Linked DNA regions of Homo sapiens: all the other regions are linked to region 3. Evidence: chromatin contacts called from ENCODE Hi-C data. All regions are on one chromosome and are shown on one strand. Each heading gives the region's core, a stretch centred on a gene start or an enhancer-like site at or near the end of the contact. The rest is flanking DNA. Distances are from core to core; before and after follow the strand shown.

Evidence for each region. A loop is a pair of places that touch in the nucleus more often than their neighbours do. Pooled maps may share reads with other maps.
Region 1: a loop to region 3 is called in a map of CD4-positive, alpha-beta memory T cell, with 6 times the contacts of the local background. The contact joins the promoter of PHF10 here to the promoter of RNASET2 in region 3. A Hi-C loop is called at or near these places in 2 of 168 maps with a recorded cell type or tissue (CD4-positive, alpha-beta memory T cell and naive thymus-derived CD4-positive, alpha-beta T cell) and 8 of 50 pooled maps.
Region 2: a map with no recorded cell type shows a loop between it and region 3 (6-fold over the local background). The contact joins the promoter of DYNLT2 here to the promoter of RNASET2 in region 3. A Hi-C loop is called at or near these places in 2 of 37 single-sample maps with no recorded cell type and 7 of 50 pooled maps.

What each region holds. Positions count from the first base shown.
Region 1 is chr6:169,722,925-169,725,855 of GRCh38, reverse strand. It overlaps PHF10 (PHD finger protein 10), which reads left to right and starts at 1,356. Exons shown (of 12, transcript NM_018288.4): 1 at 1,356-2,011. The coding sequence starts at 1,925. It also overlaps a transcript of DYNLT2 not described here. RefSeq lists an enhancer at 691-1,233 and silencers at 1,165-1,464, 1,535-1,774, 1,875-2,254.
Region 2 is chr6:169,750,184-169,753,007 of GRCh38, reverse strand. DYNLT2 (dynein light chain Tctex-type 2) reads left to right here and starts at 1,436. Exons shown (of 4, transcript NM_174910.3): 1 at 1,436-1,669. The coding sequence starts at 1,550. It overlaps ERMARD (ER membrane associated RNA degradation), which reads right to left and starts at 1,386. Exons shown (of 18, transcript NM_018341.3): 1 at 1,345-1,386. The coding sequence starts at 1,350.
Region 3 is chr6:166,955,278-166,958,219 of GRCh38, reverse strand. It overlaps RNASET2 (ribonuclease T2), which reads left to right and starts at 1,670. Exons shown (of 9, transcript NM_003730.6): 1 at 1,670-2,123. The coding sequence starts at 2,038. RefSeq lists silencers at 685-734, 1,005-1,104, 1,145-1,904.

The sequences.
Region 1 (2,931 bases), core at 107-2,606, 2.8 Mb before region 3:
TTTGTGTAGTTTTGTGGCCTTTGTGCAAGGTTGTGGTTTTGGCAGTCTTTTGTGCTAATTCTTTATATCAGGCAATTATTAGTGAGAACTTTCCCATCACGGCTTTCCCTGACTCCATTCTCTGACAGCTTTCACAATCTAGAGACAGAATCCCGGAGGGAGAGGAGTACCAAATAGCTTAAGAGTTTTTTTTTGTTTTTGTTTTTTTTCTTAAAAAAAAAACCGCTAAACTCTACCCTGATCAGTGAAAAGAATTTAGCTGAAAGATGCAGTTTCTTCTTGGCAGATTCAGACAAGAAGTGCGGCGGAAGCTTACACCTGCACGTGGTGGGACAGAGGCAAGAACGGATGGTCTGGCTGAGGCTGAGAGAACCAAGCTGGATTAGGATCGGCTTGAGGGCCCGGCGTCGTCAGTGGTGACCTCTCTGACCTGAGGCAAGTGAGTCAGGCTGGACTGAGCGTGTTAACGTCGGTGTTTGTCAATGTGACGCGCTAGAATAATCCCTTTATCTTTCCCAACTTTTGTTTGTTGAGTGTAGGCAACTATAATGAATGGAAAGGAAACCGGATTGTACTTTAAATCCGAGAACATTCTCTACTCTCCAGAACAAGTCATCTGCAGGCGCAGGCAGTGGAATCCGTGAGGCCAGCTGTACGGCGGGCCGCCCCGGACCCAGGCTTGGCTCCTCACTTTCCGCTGTTTTTAGTGCGGTCCTACAAGTGCCCTGGTGCAGCCCGAGATCAGTAATAAATGCAGCTGAAATACACCGGCTCCCACGTTCTCGCGGGGGTACCTGCCAGGCCGGCGTCCACGCTCCTCCCCGGCTCCCGGCCGACCGCGTTCTCGGCGGAGGCATCAACCACGCGGGCACGCAAAGCCACGAGGGCCGAATCTCAGCGACTTCTTCCCGCTGTGCCTCCCGCACGCTCCGGGGCGGGCGCCGACAGCCCCCGGGTGCAGCTGCGGATGCTCGGGGAAGCGTGGCCTGGGCAGGTGGCTCCGCTGCTCTCTCGGAGCGCCACCAGCGAGAGGGGCGACCCGAGAACAAAGGCGGGAGAGGAGCGGCGACCGCGAGCGCGTAGAGGCGGAGGCCGCGCAGTCTCCGCGCGACTGCTCCGGGCAGGGCGACCCCCGGCAGAGAGGGGGCGGGGCGGGGACCCCCGGGAGGGGCGGGGAGGGGCGCGGCGGGGGCGCGGAGAGAGGGAGGGAACGAGGGTGACGCGCGGAGGGGCCGGGCCGGGGGCCGCGGGGAGGGGGCGGCTGCGAGCGCGCCAAGTGGCGACGTGCCGGGCCGGGGCGGGCCGGAGGGCGGGCGGGAGGTGGGGCGCGCCGGGGGCTGGGGGGAGCCGCGGCCGAGTACAACGCCGGGCCGTGGGGAGCCAGGCGGCGGCGGGGCTGAGGCGGCCGCGGGGCTGAGGGGAGCGGCGGGGCTGAGGCGAGCGGCGGGGCTGAGGCGAGCGGCGGGGCTGAGGCGGCCGCGGGGCTGAGGCGAGCGAGCGGCGGGGCTGAGGCGAGCGAGTGGCGGGGCTGAAGGGAGTCGCGGCGGCGCTGAGGCCAGCGGCGGAGCTGTGGGGGGCAACGGTGCTGAGGCGGTGGCCGCGGCCGGGCGGGTTGGGCTGACGTGAGAAGCGCCGCCGCCGCTGGGCCTCCTCCATTCCGGCCCGCAGCCCCGCGCCCTCCCAGCCTTTGGCGCCCTCCCGCGCGGGCGGCGCGCTGGCGACGGCCATGGCGGTGGCGGCGGCGCTGGCGGGCCGCGGGGCGCGCGGCGGCAGGGGCCGGCCCCCGGGCGGGCGGGCGGAGGGGGCGGGGCCGGGGCGGCGGGGGGCCCGCGCGGCGGCGGCGGCGGCGGCGGCGGCAGCGGCGGCGGCGGCCGGGACAAGGCGGAGGCGACGGCGGCGGCGGCGGCGCGGGGCGCTCGGGCTGATGGCGGCGGCGGCCGGGCCCGGGGCTGCGCTGTCCCCGCGGCCGTGCGACAGCGACCCAGCCACCCCCGGAGCGCAGTCCCCGAAGGTGAGGAAGCGGCCGGTGCGACCCGACCCTGACCCCGTCCCGGGCCTGGGTGCCGGGGCGTGGGCCCAGTCCCACCGGCGGCCGCCCAGCGTCTCGGGGGCGTGGGCCCAGGCCGGGCGCCGCGCCTGAGACCGGGGGTGGTCGGCGAGGCGGGGCCCCGAGGTGAGCCCGCGGCCTCTAGCGAGCAACAAGTGCGGGCGGGCGGGGGACGCGGCGCGGCTTCCCCGAAGTTGGCAGCCGGCCCTGCTTGACAAGCTTGTCCCCAAAACGCCTCCTCCTAGGCCAGCCGTGGGACGGAACGCGCCCGGGGCCGAGAGAGTTGGCCTCGGAGGGGCCTGCAGAAGCGCGCGTTCGCTCAGCGTTCATTCCGCGCATAGTTTGCCGAAGTGTTTGAACGCTTACTGCAAAAACCGAGTGGCGAACGATATGGAAAATCAACACACTCAGTGAACTTACTGTAATAACTAAGTTAATACGCAAGCGTCCGGATGTTTTCAGCGGAAGTCTGTTAAAACTTTTTACTGCTTGAGGAGGTGAAAAGAAATTGGTGCTTGTGGAGAAAATGGAGATGAGCAGTAGTGTCACGCATCAAAACGTTTTGGTTCTAAAGTTAGGCTAGCAGTTTGTGACAGAAAGTTGGAAGGGAGGAATGATGTTTTAAAAGCCTGGAAGCTTGAAATTGGATTGAAATTAGAAGGCGGTGGGAACTGGAATGCTGCAGAGCCAGCCAGCCTTCGTGCGGTGCGCGGTGTGCCGTGTGCGCGTTGGCAGGGGAAGCCGTCCTGTAGCAGCCTAGCCGGGCTGCGCCTGCTTGGGAGCTTTTCCCGTTGCGCACGTCCACCGTGCTGTGAGACTCATTTTGAAGGTTCCTCAAAGGCTGTCGTCAATGGAAGTAACTAGATTGTAAGACTCTGAATGCA
Region 2 (2,824 bases), core at 187-2,686, 2.8 Mb before region 3:
CTAAGCCACCATTTCAAGTTACTTCTCATTAAGGTTTATCCCTTGTGATGTGTACTCTGTCCAAGAATAAACTTTTTTCTTGTTATCCTTTCATTTGTTAAAGGGGTCACTCCGAACTAAGATGGGCAGAGGTAAAGTTTAGCCTTCCCTGCCATGTAAAAAGTAGCAAACCGTACTGGTTTTCCATGGAGAATTAAATACAATCGAAATCCTCACAATTACCCCACATGACACTAAGACCATCGTATAAACCTGCAAAGAAGTCAAATTCAGGATCTAAAGCGGAACCGAAGCTCTTTATTTTGGTGTGTTGAGTTAAGGGGGGGCTGTGTTGTGACAGTCATAATTAGCTCTGGGCAGCTTCCTAATGTGGAAACTGCTATCAGTTGCCCTGTTTGCTCCTCCTGCACCCAGAAGTTGCACTTTCCACTCTCAGCCCTGGTTTTCGAACAATCCCAGCAGGCCCTAACAATTAAGTCATCACTAAAGAAATCTACATCAACTATTTGTTGATTGGCGATTGTCACTCGCATCCTCCATGTGGCTCTATGGGGCTGGAACTCTGCAGACTACACTGGGCCGGTGCTTTGGAGCTGGACTTAAATTTGAATCATTCCTCAGCCTCTGACTACCTCTTGCCTTGGAAAAGTTACTTTATCGGAATCTCAGTTCTAAGTGAAATAAAACGGTGCCAGGCTGCACCTGGTAGGGCTACAGTAATCAGATAACACATGAAAAGCATCTAGCACATAGTACTCAAAAATGGTAGTTATCGTTATCATCATTTTGGAGACGGGGTCTCGCCGTCGCCCAGACAGGGGTGCAGTGGCGCGATCTCGGCTCACTGCAGCCTCCACCTCCTGGGCTAAAGCGATCCTTCCACCTCAGCCTACGGAGTAGATGGGACCACAGGCCCCACCACGCCCGGCGATGAACACAAATTTACTGTCCGAGTGTGGACCCTACAGGCAGCGACTAGGAAACTGCGCTTCTAGGAACGAGCCACGGTCAGGTGAGAGCCCGACCTGCGGCTTTCCGCCCCCGCGCCACCGCGCACAGCCCTCCCTGACCGTCCGCCGCGTTCCAGCTCAGGGCCAGGAGGCGACGGAGAAACCGAGCCTGGCCCAGGGAGGCCGGCAGGGCCCGCCAGGCGTCTTGCAGGGCCGAGCGTCCGATACCGCCACAGAGGCCAGGGCCGCGACGTCGCCAGCGCCCTCCAGCGCGGGACCGCCGGCCACCGCAGGCGCGTGCTCGCTCGCCCACTCCGCGTAGCCGAGCACCACCCAGCCTGGCGCCGACTCCCTGCCTAGCTCGGGATCGAACCGGGCCCTACACCCGCCCTACCTCCATAACTTCCGGTGCCCCGCTGCGGCGCGCGTGAATGACGCAGGCGCCTGCGCGCCCCTCCTCCAGGCGCTTTGGAGCCCTGGCGGGCACTTCCTACCGTACGAGGCGCAGGTGGGAGACTTCCGCCCTCGCGGGACTGGCTAGGGCGTTTGACCGCCGGCGGTGAAGGGGAGGCGGTGGGCGTCTTGGAGAACAGAGCGAGATGGAGAAGCGAGGCCGAGGCGTGAAGTCGAGCCCCATCCAGACCCCGAACCAGACCCCTCAGCAGGCTCCGGTGACGCCTAGGAAAGAAAGGAGGCCTAGCATGTTCGAGAAGGAGGCAGTGAGTGCGGAGACTGCTAGGGGCCCGAGACGGCTATGTCCGACCGTTTAAGTGAAATCGCTCCCCAGTGGGCCCCGCTCCCGTCACCACCCCCAGAGCCAAGGAGGCAGCATCTCCCTTTTGTGTTTCTTTTTTCCCCAGATGCGAAATTGAAGCCTGAGACTGAGTTGGGCAGTCCCCTTTGGACTTGAGTGCTAAAGTTTTCTTGTTTTTTAATTAGGGCCATAGAACCCTACATAAGTCGATTGGAAGGGTGGTTACAAGATCTTCTTTTCAAATTTACTCAGCTTGCGGATTTCCTGAGAGTACTCTGAGTATTATTGCTTTGTACTAAAACACAGTATGTTAGTGTATTTAGTGCCATTATAAGCAGTTTTGCTAGCGAAAAATGAGTGTGTTGTATTAAAAAAATAATTTGATAAACCAGGCAGAATAGTGCCATGTTTTGGGTTTTTAAAACATCAGCAGTCTGGATATTTGAAGAATGTACAGGAGAAAAAAACTTAAGTTGAAAATACCCTGTCCAAAACTTACTGATATTGATGGAAAGGGTCATTATTCAGTTTTATTGGTGGTATAACAGGTATTTCTATATGATTAGGCTTTGAAAACCGTTAATGTATTAAAGACTCTATATTTTATTGATACTTTAACAGAAAATTAGTTTGCCCAAGGATACAAAGCTGTAATGATAGAGCTGGGACCAGAACCTGTATGCTAGTACTCGGTCCAATTGGCCTATACTGGTTTCTCTTCGTACTTACTTCGTGGACCTATAATAGGATGAAGATAGAGATGACAGGCAAAACAATTTTTTGAAGACCCTAAAACATTTTAAGATTACTCTTAAAAAGAGAATTCTCAAAATAATGGCGAAATTTCAGGTTCTTGTTTCCCTGGTGTCTACATTTTACAGAGGAAAGAACGAACTAAATAAAGGAGGAAAAGCAAACAGGCCAAGTTTACACAGCTAAGAAAAAGAGCAGAGCAGGGCTAGAAACCTAAATCAGTTGGACTTAAAACTTCACACTCCCAAACACTATGCTGTATTTCTTGGCAATGAGTCTGAGTAACAGGTCACCAACAGTAAAGAAAAATTTCTATATATTGAGGCAGACAAGGGTGGCTTTTATAAACTTACTGCCTATCTGAGGT
Region 3 (2,942 bases), core at 421-2,920:
GCCCCCAGGCCCCTGCAATAATGGTCCTCATAACACCACTCCTCCCCGAGTCCAGATTTGCTTTATATTTGGCAGTGGTCACAACAGCCCTCCTTGACAAGGGGCTGTTTAAACACACCGGACTGTGATTTAAAGGAAAATGAGGATTCTGGGAAGCACTTTTGTTTTAAGAAAATTATTTTTTTAGCTTAAAAGAAAAGAGAAAAAGAACTGTGGCGTGTGCCTATATTCTTGAGAGGAAGGAATGAAAGGAGCCGGAAAGAAACAAATAAGTCGTTAGGGAAAAGGAGAACGAGAATAACACCATGACCTGTAGGAGGTCCTGGAGGAGCTAAGGAGGTGTCAGCCATTTTCCCCCCCCATCTGTTCCACAGGTGGCATTTTATTGAGCACCGACTGTCCCCCATCCACTGTGCTCAGTGGCAGGGACTCAAGGTGGGCAAAATAGACATGGGCCTTGCCTTGCAGTCTAGTGGGAAAAACAGATTAATCATTTAAATATTTTGTTTCAAAGAATGGTAATGCATGCAGGCAAGGTCCAGGCCTGTGGGAGAGCAGGCTACAGGCCCACCTGCTATTTAGACAGTTACCAGTGGCAGAGGACCCCGAGGAAGGCGCAGTTTACTCGACGTGTAAATAGGAATAGCCTTAACTAGCTGTGGGTGTGCGGACAGGGAAGGGAAAGAGGAGAAACATCTGCAGAGACAATGCCGGGTGCACAGCCCGTGGGCGGGGCCGCGGGTGCAGGGGAACCCGTGCCTCTGAAGGGCTGGGAAGGCCAGGGTGTTGGGGGAGGAGACCGGGCCTATGGGACTGGCCCTGGCTACGCCAAGGTGGGGCTGACATGAAGTCCCCTTCATCCGTGGGGGGTGGCCCGTCCCTCTGGGAGGGGATCCCTCACAAGATGACTTCCCAGGTCGCGCCCCGAGGCGGCTCTTTGCTGCCCCCACAGAGATGACTTCCGGGCTCCTGGGGCCCGCGGGGAGGGGCAGGTGAGGCCCAGGGCTGGGTGAGGGCCAGGCCCTTCTAGGAATGTTGGTGCTCCCAGCACCTAGCACCGGGAGACTGGAGAGGTTTCCAGGAGAGTGACCCGAGTAGGTCCCCTCCTAATTCTGGAGCCGTCCCTCGGGCTGCGCAGTGGAGCGCCGAGGTGGCGGGAGGCTGCGGGGAGCCTGGGCGGCCAAGCACCATCTGCAGTCAGGAGCTCCCGGGCAGCTTGCAGGGCGCAGTTTTTGAAAGCGGGTGCTGCGTGCGGACCGCGGGCCTGCAGGGTGCGCGGGTCGGGCTGGGGGCTGTCCCTGGAGAGTAGAGTGGCCCTGGGGCCCGCACGCCCACTTGCTGGCGGGGGATGGCGCAGACACGGGCGGTCCCCCCGAGGGCGGTCCTCACGGGTGGTCTAGGTTAGCTCGGACCCGGGAGTGTGGGAGTGGCGCAGAGCTGCGGGAAAAGGCGCGGGGCGCCTGCGTGGCGAAGGAACACAGCCGCCTGACACGCCCTCAAGGCCCGCGGAGCTGCTCCTGCCTCGGCCTCTCTGAGCCAACCACGGGGCGGGGCGTGAACGCCGGGCGGGGACGTGCCGTTCTGGGGGGCGTGTCCACCGGCGGGGGCGTGCCGTCCTGGGGGCGTGGCTCTCTGCTCCGGTGCAGGCCCGCAGGGCGCCCTGGGCTGGGAGCAACGCGACTGACCGTGGTCGTGGGCGGACGGCGGCTGCAGCGTGGAGGAGCTGGGGTCGCTGTGGGTCGCGAAGCAGAGCCCGGGACGTGCGCGCTTGGTGCACGATCCTGAAGGGGAGCTCCGAGGGGCCCGGGTCGCCAGGGCTGCTGCGGCCATTCCCGGAGCCCGGCGCGGGGCCCGCGAGATACTGGTTTAGGCCGTCCCAGGGCTCCGGGCGCACCCGGTGGCCGCTGCTGCAGCGGAGGGAGCGCGGCGGCGCGGGGGCTCGGAGACAGCGTTTCTCCCGGAAGTCTTCCTCGGGCAGCAGGTGGGAAGTGGGAGCCGGAGCGGCAGCTGGCAGCGTTCTCTCCGCAGGTCGGCACCATGCGCCCTGCAGCCCTGCGCGGGGCCCTGCTGGGCTGCCTCTGCCTGGCGTTGCTTTGCCTGGGCGGTGCGGACAAGCGCCTGCGGTGAGTTACCTTGCGAGGTAAAGTGGGGAGCGTGGGAGCCGGGCCCTAGAGCTTTCCACTGGGTGAAGGCTGCAGCTCTCGGGGTCGGCGGTCGCTGAGCCCCGGGCAGCGACTGGGGAGGGCGGGGGGAGCCGAGCACGCTCCGGGGTGACCCCTGGGAAGAAGTTGGGAAGTTGAGCACGCCTCGGGGTGACCCCTGGAGGGAGTGGGTTGGGGGGAGCCCTTAGCACACTCAGAAGTGACCTCTGGGAAGGAGTGCGATGAGGGGAGTCCTGAGCACGCCCCGGGGTGACCTCTGGGAAGGAGTGGGTTGGGGGGAGCCCTGGGCACGCTCTGGGGTGACTCCTGGGAAGAAGTGGGTTGGGGAGCCCTGAACACTCCCCGGGGTGACCCCTGGGAAGGAGTAGGGGGTAGGGTGAGGTCCTGGGTACACTCCAGCCTGGAGCTGGACTGGAAACTCATCCCACAGACTGCTCCCAGCCTAGGACGCGACAAAGCAGGTGGCAGGCTTGGTGGAGCACTGTTCCTGCACTCGAAGTTCTCTCAGAGGTCGAAGAAGTCGTGGAGGGGACACTTAATTTCAGCTTTCACTGCGGCGGGTGGTGAAACGACGGTTCTTCCTCTTTTTGAGTATCCTGTTCTGAATCCCTTCCCTTGGCTCGCCCTCCGCGTGTGTGTGTGTGTGCGCGTGTGTGTGTGCGCGTGTGTGTGTGTGCGTGTGCGTTTGTGTGTGCGTGTGTGTGTGCGTGCGTGTGCGTGTGCGTGCGTGCGTGTGTGTGCGTGTGTGTCGTGTGTGCGCGTCTGTGCGTGTGTGTCGTG